Linked DNA regions of Mus musculus: region 1 is linked to region 2. A link is a contact called in ENCODE Hi-C or POLR2A ChIA-PET data. All regions are on one chromosome and are shown on one strand. The core of a region is the stretch at or near the end of the contact, and the rest is flanking DNA. Distances in the headings are between cores, read along the strand shown. Region 1 holds the start of Cap1 (CAP, adenylate cyclase-associated protein 1 (yeast)). Region 2 holds the start of Ppt1 (palmitoyl-protein thioesterase 1).

Region 1 (4,631 bases), core at 750-3,249, 50 kb after region 2:
ATATCTGCCCTAGGCTTCAGCTCGTGATTCTCCTGCCTCAAACTCCAGGTGCTGACATGGCAGACACACACTATCACATATGGCCAAGACTGCTCAAATGCAACCCCTCTTGGTCATTTCCACTTCCCCTCTCCAGCTCAAGCCATGACACAGCAACAGCTTTTTAAGTACTGGTCTACTCCAGTGTCTGGTCCCTTCCCACTCTGCCAAGTGGGAAAACCCTTCAAAGTATCCCCATAGCTTCCAGGCTAAAATCCAAATTCTTTAGCATGCTTCCAAGGGCCTCCCTATTTGACTCCACAACCTCTCATTTTCTCCACTTCTCCAAGTAATACTGGAACCACAACACGGCTGACTAGTCACTTGGGTCTTTCTCATGCCTAGGTCTCTGCGCCTTTCCATCTAGTTCTGCCTAGAAATCCGTTTCCTAGGCTCATTATATGCCTAAGGAAATCTTGAAACACTAAGTCCCTCATTGTTGCCTAGAACTGTGGTTCAGATATTTCTCCTGTTCTCAGTAGCTCTGTGTTCACACAGTGCACACACTCAACCACCCTTGATTTGCCGGTTCCTCCCATACTGTACATATCACCAGAGAACAAGTGTATTCCTAGCCAGAAGGGCTAAGTGCCTAAGCTAAAATGTTTTCACACATACTGAGGTCCAATAAATGCTTGGCAGATGATGAACGTGCTGTTCTAACCCTGGATTTTCACTTCAAGGGAAAGCAGTACAAAGAGCTACAGCTGACAGTTCTGATACTAACTAACCTCTATCTAATATATTCTCTCTCTCTCTCTCTCTCTCTCTCTCTCTCTCTCTCACACACACACACACACACACACACACACACACCCTCTTGATCTTTCAAAACGCTTCTGACTCCCTTGCTGCGTCCTTCCACAGCACCCTCACCACATTTGTAACTATTTCTTAACTGTCTTTCACTGCTAACTCGATGGGGGCAATGACTAGACTTTTCAAAGCTGTATTCGATGACATTTTCCATGTTGCCAACACAGAATAAACACAGCGATCCTACGACCACAGGCACTTGGCAACTGTGCCAGACCCAACCTGAATCATCTGACTTCAGATCCAGAAGTGGACAGCACCTCCCATAAAGTTAGCTTGGATTGCGAGTGAACAGTGGCAGTCTAAGAGTAAGGGGAGCTCACTGAACGTAAACGCAGGGCTTACTAGCCTACCTTAAATTTAACAGGCATTCCAAATTTTTAACTTTTTTTTTTTTTTTAGTTCTACTACCAGATAGCCTTTAACCTGCAGCTGCCCAGATCGAAAGTTAGAGAGGTTCCAAGGAAAGGAAGGATCTAGGACTGGAAACCTCTCTCTAAAACCAGATTCTTTTCTTCTCCGAGATCAAGTTACCCATCCGAGTAATGGGAACAAGACCCGGTCAGGAGGAAATTCTAAGGTCTCCCAGGGTCCATTCAGTTGGTTAGGATGCCTTTAGGAATCAGGCCTCCGCGGAGGCTGATAGGCAGAGCTGCGAAATCAAGGAGAAAGTGGCTTCCCCAAGACCTCCTGGTTCAATCTGGTACCCCAGCCCCACCTCAAGAGACCGCACCCAGGAGCCCGGGATGGCCGAAGGGCCCAAACCCCGGCCTTTCAGCAAGACTCCTCAAACGCGCGTAGGCTAGCACAGCCTTTACTAACGGCCAGGACCCGGTGGGCCCCAAAGACCATCCCAATCCTTATCCAACCACCAACCCTCACCTTAAGAGTTCCGCCTCACCTCCGGACTGCGATCAGCCGCTCTCCACTTCCGGCAAGAACCGCCCAGCGGTCTTCGCGCGACCCACTTCCGGGCCCTCACTGGGCGCGGCACCCCCACCGGAAATGAACCACTGGCTGTAACGCTAGCCCGGGGGAGAGGAAGAAGTTTGGCCGCTCCGCTCGTGACTCCGCCCTCATTCCCCGCCACCGGAGAGAGAATCTGGCTTAGGAGCGTTTGGAAAAGGGCTCCGCCTCCAAGGGAGGTGGGGGAGGAAAACTCGGGGAAGGGGCGTGTCCACGGTTGGTCACGCCCCGAGGCCCAGACCAATAAGGAGCTGGAGTTCCTAACCAAGCCCCACCTCCTCAAAGGAAGACAGCTGAGTGGCTGCTTGTTTTGTCAATTTGTGCTCGGAGACTGAGGTCGTTACGTTTTTAGCCTCAGTCCGGAAGAGGTTCAGGGAACAACAGTGGGGCTAGAAGGCTCTGAGACCCAGTGTCTGGTGGTTGGGGGGACCGGGACCAAATTTCGCCCCTGGCTGGGCGTGCAAGCCTTGGTTTCCCTGTCTGTAGTACAGAAAAGCAATGGACTCGGTCGCGGAGGCTAATAGAGTAGGCTTTGAGCGTCTGGGCATGCTCGCCCTCGCTCGATTCCGAGGCTAGGGCTGGGAAGGTGGAGAAAATCTTCCACTCGCGCCCCACTTCCTGTTTGCTCTGTGCGTTTTGTGACCATAGATGGTCAGGTCCGTGGCTGTGCTTAAGCTTCCGCCTCAGGCTTCGGAGTTCTTCCTCCCACCCTGTAGGGTGTGGTCCCTGAAATGAAATGAGCAAAATTAAAGGAGATCTTGTCCCATTCCTTAAAAATCTTGCTTTTGAGGCTTCATCGCCCCAAGCTATGTATGCCCAGCTGGCTGCTAATGAGCCCGTGTGCGATTCAGAGCTGTAACTGCAGCCTGCAGGGCAGTCTTCGCCTCCCTGCTTCTTAGACGGGGGATCGCGTCTTTGTTTCCTCCGGACTTAACACTTTCCAACCGGTCATTATCCTCCCACAAAGATTTATTTCTAGAAAAAAAATTGGCGAGTGCTGTGCTATGGTTCCTACCCCTTCGACTGGATGACTGACAACTCCGCGTTCAAGTTGAATGCAGGTGTTATATGCCAGAGTCAATCATTCAACAAATACAGTTCATGTAATAATAGCTACCATTTACTGTGCGCTGACTACATGCCAGGCTTGTGCTGAGCGCTCAAACCATTTTCATTTAATCCTAATAGCAACTCTCTGCGGTAGGTACCATTACATCCTCGGAGCTTCAAATGAGGAAGCTGAATAACTTGCCAAGGTCACAAAGTAGATGTTGAAACTTTAAACAGAGCACGCATTTGACTGTCTTAGAACCAATGAATTTAATCATCCCCAGTGATAGATAGATCTGGGAACATTTGAGGCATTGGGTGCCTCTGGTTGTAGACGTAAGTTGTTCCATTCCTGACTCCGAGCCCTTTACTAGCGTCCCGACTTTGATCAAGGTGCTTTGGACAATTTACTGGCCTCCCCCAGTTTATGACTCCCAGTTTGTTTAAAACAGAAATGACAACATACCAAATTATGGCACAAAAATCATCCGTTTATAATATGTTCATTTCAGGGGCAGGTGTGGTAATGCTCACCTTTAGTTCCAGCACCCGGGAAGCAGAGGCAGGTTGATTTTGTGAGTTCAAGGCCAGCCTGGTCTACATAATGAGTTCCAGACACAGTGAGACCCTGCCTCAAACAAACAAATACATTTGGGCTGGAAAGATGACTCAACTGGAGAAAGACATCTGCTTCCAAATCCTGAGTTTGATTCCCCAACACCTACCTGACAGAAGGAGAGAAGACTTCAAAAAGTCATTCATGGTCCATGTGGGTTCAATCTCTCACACAACAAATAAAATTTTTGTTTTATTTTCTCTTGAGAAAACTTCTCATACCCTTGGCTACCCTAGAGCCAAGACCAGACTAGCTTTGAACTCAGACATCTCTGCCTGTCTTTGCCTCCTGAGTGTTAGATTTAAAAGTATGGGCCAACTTGCCTGGTCAATAAATAAAATACGTTTAAAATTTAAAAGTTTAACCAATAAATACTGTCTTAACATCAAACAGAGAGTTGTGATGCACACCTTTGATCTCACCTCTGGGAAGATTGAGATAGGACGACTCTGAGTCTGAGGCCAGCCTGGACTACAAAGCAACAATTTGCCAAAACAAAACAAAACAAAATCAAAAGGTTAAATATGAGTCTATATGCAGCTCAGAACAGACAGCCCCTCCCCCTAACCAATTTTACCCTCCTAAATCTCTTTTGTGAGTAGGGACACAAAGTATACAGATCATCCATCCATGCGTCCAAGAGCAATAGAAGAAAGAGGGGACGAGAGGGGGCCAGTGAGATGGTTCCTGGATTAAAAGTGCCAGCCACGTAAACCTGAAGAGCTCTGTAATACACATCAAGGTGGAAGGATCGCCACACGTTTGAAATAGCATGCATGCCCACATACATGCATACATAATACATACACAAATTAAAGACCATTTCCTTACCTGTAAAACTGGGATGATAATTTATAGGGTTGTGATGAGAAATAGAAGCAGCCTTTTTGAAATCATCTTGTAAAACAATGATAGGAAACATAACTTACAGCCAATATGCTGAGGAACTGCTTGTTTTGACTGAGCATATAGATGCATACACTTATGACTCCAGTGACAGATAGGATGAAAACATTACCTGCTGTATACATGTCTATATATTGAAGGATATATATTTGGCCTTTCCAAACACTATACTACCTTATTCCAGTTCTACACCCGGGAAAAAACAGTAGCTTGCTGCTGGCTTTTTTTGTTTGTTTGT
Region 2 (4,672 bases), core at 820-3,319:
AAGGTTGCTTTCCCCATGTTTGCCACTGCAACTTCTTGCTGCTGAAGCAGTTTATGTGCAATTTTCAATGTGTACATATATCACTATATTCTGATTTTAGAAGTTATTTCCATAGACTGTATGGTGAAAAATAACTGTAATTCTAGCAAGGAGGCAGAGGCAGGACAGCTGCCCCAAGTTGGAAAGAGAGAGACAGAGACATACAGAGAGAGAGAGAGAGAGAGAGAGAGAGAGAGAGAGAGAGAGAGCCAGCAAGCCAGCCTTGCTATGTATCCTTGAATCCTTGCTATAAAAACACAAATCATACAGCAATGTATAAAGTAAAGAATGAGCTGAGTATGGTGGCCAAAGCCTATAATCCCAGCACTTTCGAGGCAGGGACAGGAAAAGCAAGAGTTCAGTCATTCGAAGCTACATAGAAAATTCCAGGCCAACTTGGGCTACTGAGACCTATCTGGTTTCTTTCTCCATCCCTCTCACCTCATATCTGAGACAAAGGCTCCCACTGAACCTGGAACCTGGCGATCTGATTAGACTGTGGCCCGGCAGCCAGCAAAACCCAGGGATCCCCTTGTCTTTGCCTCCTCCACACTGGGATTGCACTTCCCTACACCTGCGGGTGTGGCCATCCAACTCAGATTCTACGCTGAAGCAGCAAGCACTTTAAAGACAGAGCTGTCTTCCTGGCCCCGGGCCTATTTTTGCTTTCCTTTGTTTTTACTCTGATTTATTTGTTTACATTGTGTGTTTATGAGTCTCTATGGGGACATGTGACTGTCGGTGTATAGAGCTCAGAAGACAGCTTGCACAACTTGTTTTTTTTAACCTCAAGCTATCATAGTTCTCAAGAGGAAAGGATCAGGAATGGCTTAGTGGCCATTGTTTTATCCAGCTGAACAATCTAGCTGGCCCAACGCTTATCAGACTGTGCACTGTATAATGCATCCTAATCCTGTATTTTAATTGGCTTTCCAATTACTAAGTAACTGCTGGTTTCAGTGGGGTGGTACAGAAGGGTTTCATGTGGGTGCACAACCGGTTATTCTTCTAGATTTTTCATATGTCGCTCTCTACAAGACTACTTCATCCTTTATAAAGCCGGTGTCAGAGAGTCCCACTGTACCGTGAATACACCCTATTTAACAGATTCCTTTAAACATTTTTAATGCTTTTTTAGGGGAAAAAATGTTTGACACTGTCATTGAGGTGCCGAGGCTGCACTGAGGGAATCTAGAAAAGATGTGGGAGCATAGACAGGAGCCTCTGGGCTATAATAAACCAGAGTGGAGCTTGGATAGGACGTAGCTATGTTTCCCATCTTCCTAGTACATGAAATACCTGAGAGTCCATGACAGCCTGGAAGTCTTATTACATCTTTAATAAGATACTTTTTTCCCTCTTCAGGAGTCCAAACTTCCTCCTCCCTAATTACATCTTTAGCTTTTGAAACCCCATCTTAGCTTTACGATCCAAACCAAACCTCACCATGATATAACTTGCCCTGGATGAAAATCAAGTCTCCCTTCCCCAGTCCCGACACTGAGCCTTTTCTTCCAAGGGCTATAAGTACTATGGCACTGTGCTGAAGAGTTTTCTGCCTCCGCCTCCGAGGACCTTACCTAATTTCTCACACATGTGCTAAAATAAAAACAGTCTCCTAGGGGGAAAGCACCTGCAGCCAAGCCTGATGGATGACCTCAGTTCAATCCCTCTGACCGCTCCTGCAAGCGGTTCTCTGGCCTCCACACATGCGCTGTAGAACGCGAGCCGTACACATATGAAACGCCCACACATAGAATTAAAATTACGTGCAAATGACATAATTGTTAGCGAATAAACAGCTCTTTTCTGCTAATACACAGCTGAAAGAGAAGGCAAAGTTCCGTAGGGGGAAGGGGGAATTGTCACCTAGGCGTCCTTGGGTGTAAAATGAGAGCAGTGCATAAGATCAATTAAAAGATGGAAAGCCCTTATATAGTAGAGTCTGGTGGGTGTTAAGCAATGAATAAACGTCTCTGTCAGGATGCAGAGCCCGGCAGGGGGCGTGGCCACCGGAATTACTTTGGTCCACAGTCCCCGCGGTCATGTGATTGCTAAGATGGCGTCGTCCTGTTCGCGGAGGCTGCTAGCTGCCGCTCTGCTGCCTTGGTGCTGCGCCGCCTGGGCCCTGGGGCATCTGGACCCACCTTCACCACCACCGCTGGTGATCTGGCATGGGATGGGTGAGTGGGCGTGGACGGGGGCATCCTTTTCCCCCCTCGGTTCTTAAATCTGGAAAGACGATAGGGATTCCACAGCACCCGCCTAGTCCAAGGTTTTCGGATTTGTTGCTCTGCACGGAAGGGACGACAACCAGGTGTCTTTAGTGAGTGCTCAGTGAGTATTGTGCACGGCTTGGTTTATGCTTTGTTAAAATCCTGGCAGCAGTAGCATCAGCCTGCAGTATCTCACAGTCAGTCCAGCCTGCCCCTGCAGAGCTGGACTGCACACTCAGGCTTTCATTCCTTCACATCTGAATAGAGATCTACCAGGGGCCTTCATGTCCTTTATACAGTTACCTCAGAGCACCTGCTATACCTGAGCATGAAGCATTCTCATCTTTCTGGAACTTGCTGTCCAGTGGGGGAAACGTATTATAAGGAAATACGGGAAACTTGTCAAATGGCCAGGAGTGCAGTGAAAACAGAAGATAGAGCCTCAGGTGTGAGCTTGTGCTTCTACGGAGCAAGTTAGAACAGGAAACGGGATTCACCCAAGAGTGACAACTGAGTAGAGCTTAAGAGGATGCAGCACCATGGAGGGAGCAACTGGCCAGATCCTCCCTCCCGCCCCACCCCCCCGGAGCTCCCAGGGATTGGACCACCAACTAAAGAGTACACATGGAGGGACCCATGGCTCCAGCTGCCTATGTGGCAGAGGATGGACTTGGACATCAGTAGGAGGAGAGGCCCTTGAACCTGAGAATGTTCGATGCCCCAGTGTAGGGGAATGCCAGGGAGGGAAGACAGGAGTGGGTGGGTGGGGAACACCCTCATAGAGTCAGGGGGAGGGGGGATTGGATAGGGGGGTTCCGATGGGGAGACCTGGAAAGGGGAAAACATTTAAATGTAAATAAAGAAAATATCCAATAAAAAAAATAAAAGAAGGAAAAAAGAGAAGAAAAAAAGGAGGACGAGGGAAGATGCCATAGGGACATGTGGTCACAGGAGCAGCAGGTGCAAAGGCCCTGAGCTTGGCAGACTAGCATGCAGAGCAGTGTAGCAGGAGCAGCGGGAGCAAGGGAATAAGAGGGTGGACAAGTATGCTGGGGCTTTTAAGATTAGTGTAAGGACTTGGAATTTCACTAGGAACTTGTGAGGTGGTAGAATTTACATTTGTAAAGAACTGTTCTAAGCCCTTTGTGCTAGCTAGCAACTGTAAAGAGCTAGTTTAGGAATGTAACTCCCCAGCACTCCGGAGGCAGAAGCAGGAGGAACACCCCGAGTTTGAGGCCTGCATGATCTACATGGCAAGTTCCACATCAGCCAGAGCTACATGGGAAGACCCATATAATTAAAATTAAAAATGACGTTGAAAGGATCTATTTCTGACACTAGATGTCTATGCATACCCTAAGTGATCACTGAACAAAAGCTGTGGCTATGAGCTCTGGGGAGAAGTTGTCATTAGAAGAAAAGGGATTGAGAACAGTCAGCTGAGATCACAGGGAATTCAGGTGCTTGTCAACAGAACCAACAACAGGCATTTTCTTTGGGAGCTCAGATTTAAAACTATATATATATATATACACATACATACATACATACACATACATACACATACATACACATACATACATACATATACATATATATACACATATATTTTAAAAAATCAAGTGTGTGTGTGTGTATTGTGTGTGTGTATATATATGTATATATACACACACACTGTAGTTGTCTTCAAACACACCAGAATAGGGAATCAGATTCCATTACAGATGGTTTGTGAGCCACCATGTGGTTTACTCAGGAACTCTGGAAGAGCTGTCAGTGCTCTTAACCACTGAGCCATCGCACCAGCCCCCAGGGAGCTCTGATTTATTAGCTGTGAAGATTGGTTTTCTTGAAGAGTCTTAGGGAGATTCCCTGTATAAGATTCAGCTCAATGGCCTGTTTGTCCTCAAGAGTCCCTGGCTTTGTCCTGTAGCTAAGTCAATTGTTTCTTTTTCTCTCTGGGATAAGGCGAAGAGGGATCAGGGTCAGGCTCAGTAGGGCTGTAGACAGGGAGGAGGGAGACCTTACAGGATTGTGCTTTATGGATTAAAGGCATGAGTGCCTGTCTGTCTTGTCCCACCAGTGTCCTCATTTCTGTTGTAGTTGCTGTGTTGAGAATAGATTGTAGATGTCACAGGAACTGCAAGGGGACACTGCAGACTTAAACCCAGAGATGCCTGTGACTCAGAGCTGTATAACGACAGCTGTGTGGTAACAGGAAGTGTGGTGGAAGTTTGGCATACTTCAGTGTGGCATCAAAGAATTAGATATGGCATGAGAGATGGAGGTGGCAGAGATGACTACACAGGCTTTGGCTTGGACAATTAGAAAGTGAAGTTGTTTAATGAAAATAGGGTTGCTTGGATGATGAGCATACTGGGGGGGGGGGGGGTAGTCAGAATTTTTTTAAACCAAAG

What was found. A loop is a pair of places that touch in the nucleus more often than their neighbours do. ChIA-PET counts read pairs that join two places held with the same protein, here RNA polymerase II (POLR2A).
Region 1: a loop to region 2 is called in a map of left cerebral cortex, with 7 times the contacts of the local background. The contact joins the promoter of Cap1 here to the promoter of Ppt1 in region 2. A Hi-C loop is called at or near these places in 4 of 37 maps with a recorded cell type or tissue (heart, left cerebral cortex and regulatory T cell). POLR2A ChIA-PET finds 5 or more read pairs at or near these places in 5 of 5 experiments (Patski and embryonic stem cell).

What each region holds. Positions count from the first base shown.
Region 1 is chr4:122,884,077-122,888,707 of GRCm38, forward strand. It overlaps Cap1 (CAP, adenylate cyclase-associated protein 1 (yeast)), which reads right to left and starts at 2,000. Exons shown (of 13, transcript NM_001358035.1): 1 at 1,738-2,000.
Region 2 is chr4:122,834,158-122,838,829 of GRCm38, forward strand. It overlaps Ppt1 (palmitoyl-protein thioesterase 1), which reads left to right and starts at 2,070. Exons shown (of 9, transcript NM_008917.3): 1 at 2,070-2,222. The coding sequence starts at 2,099.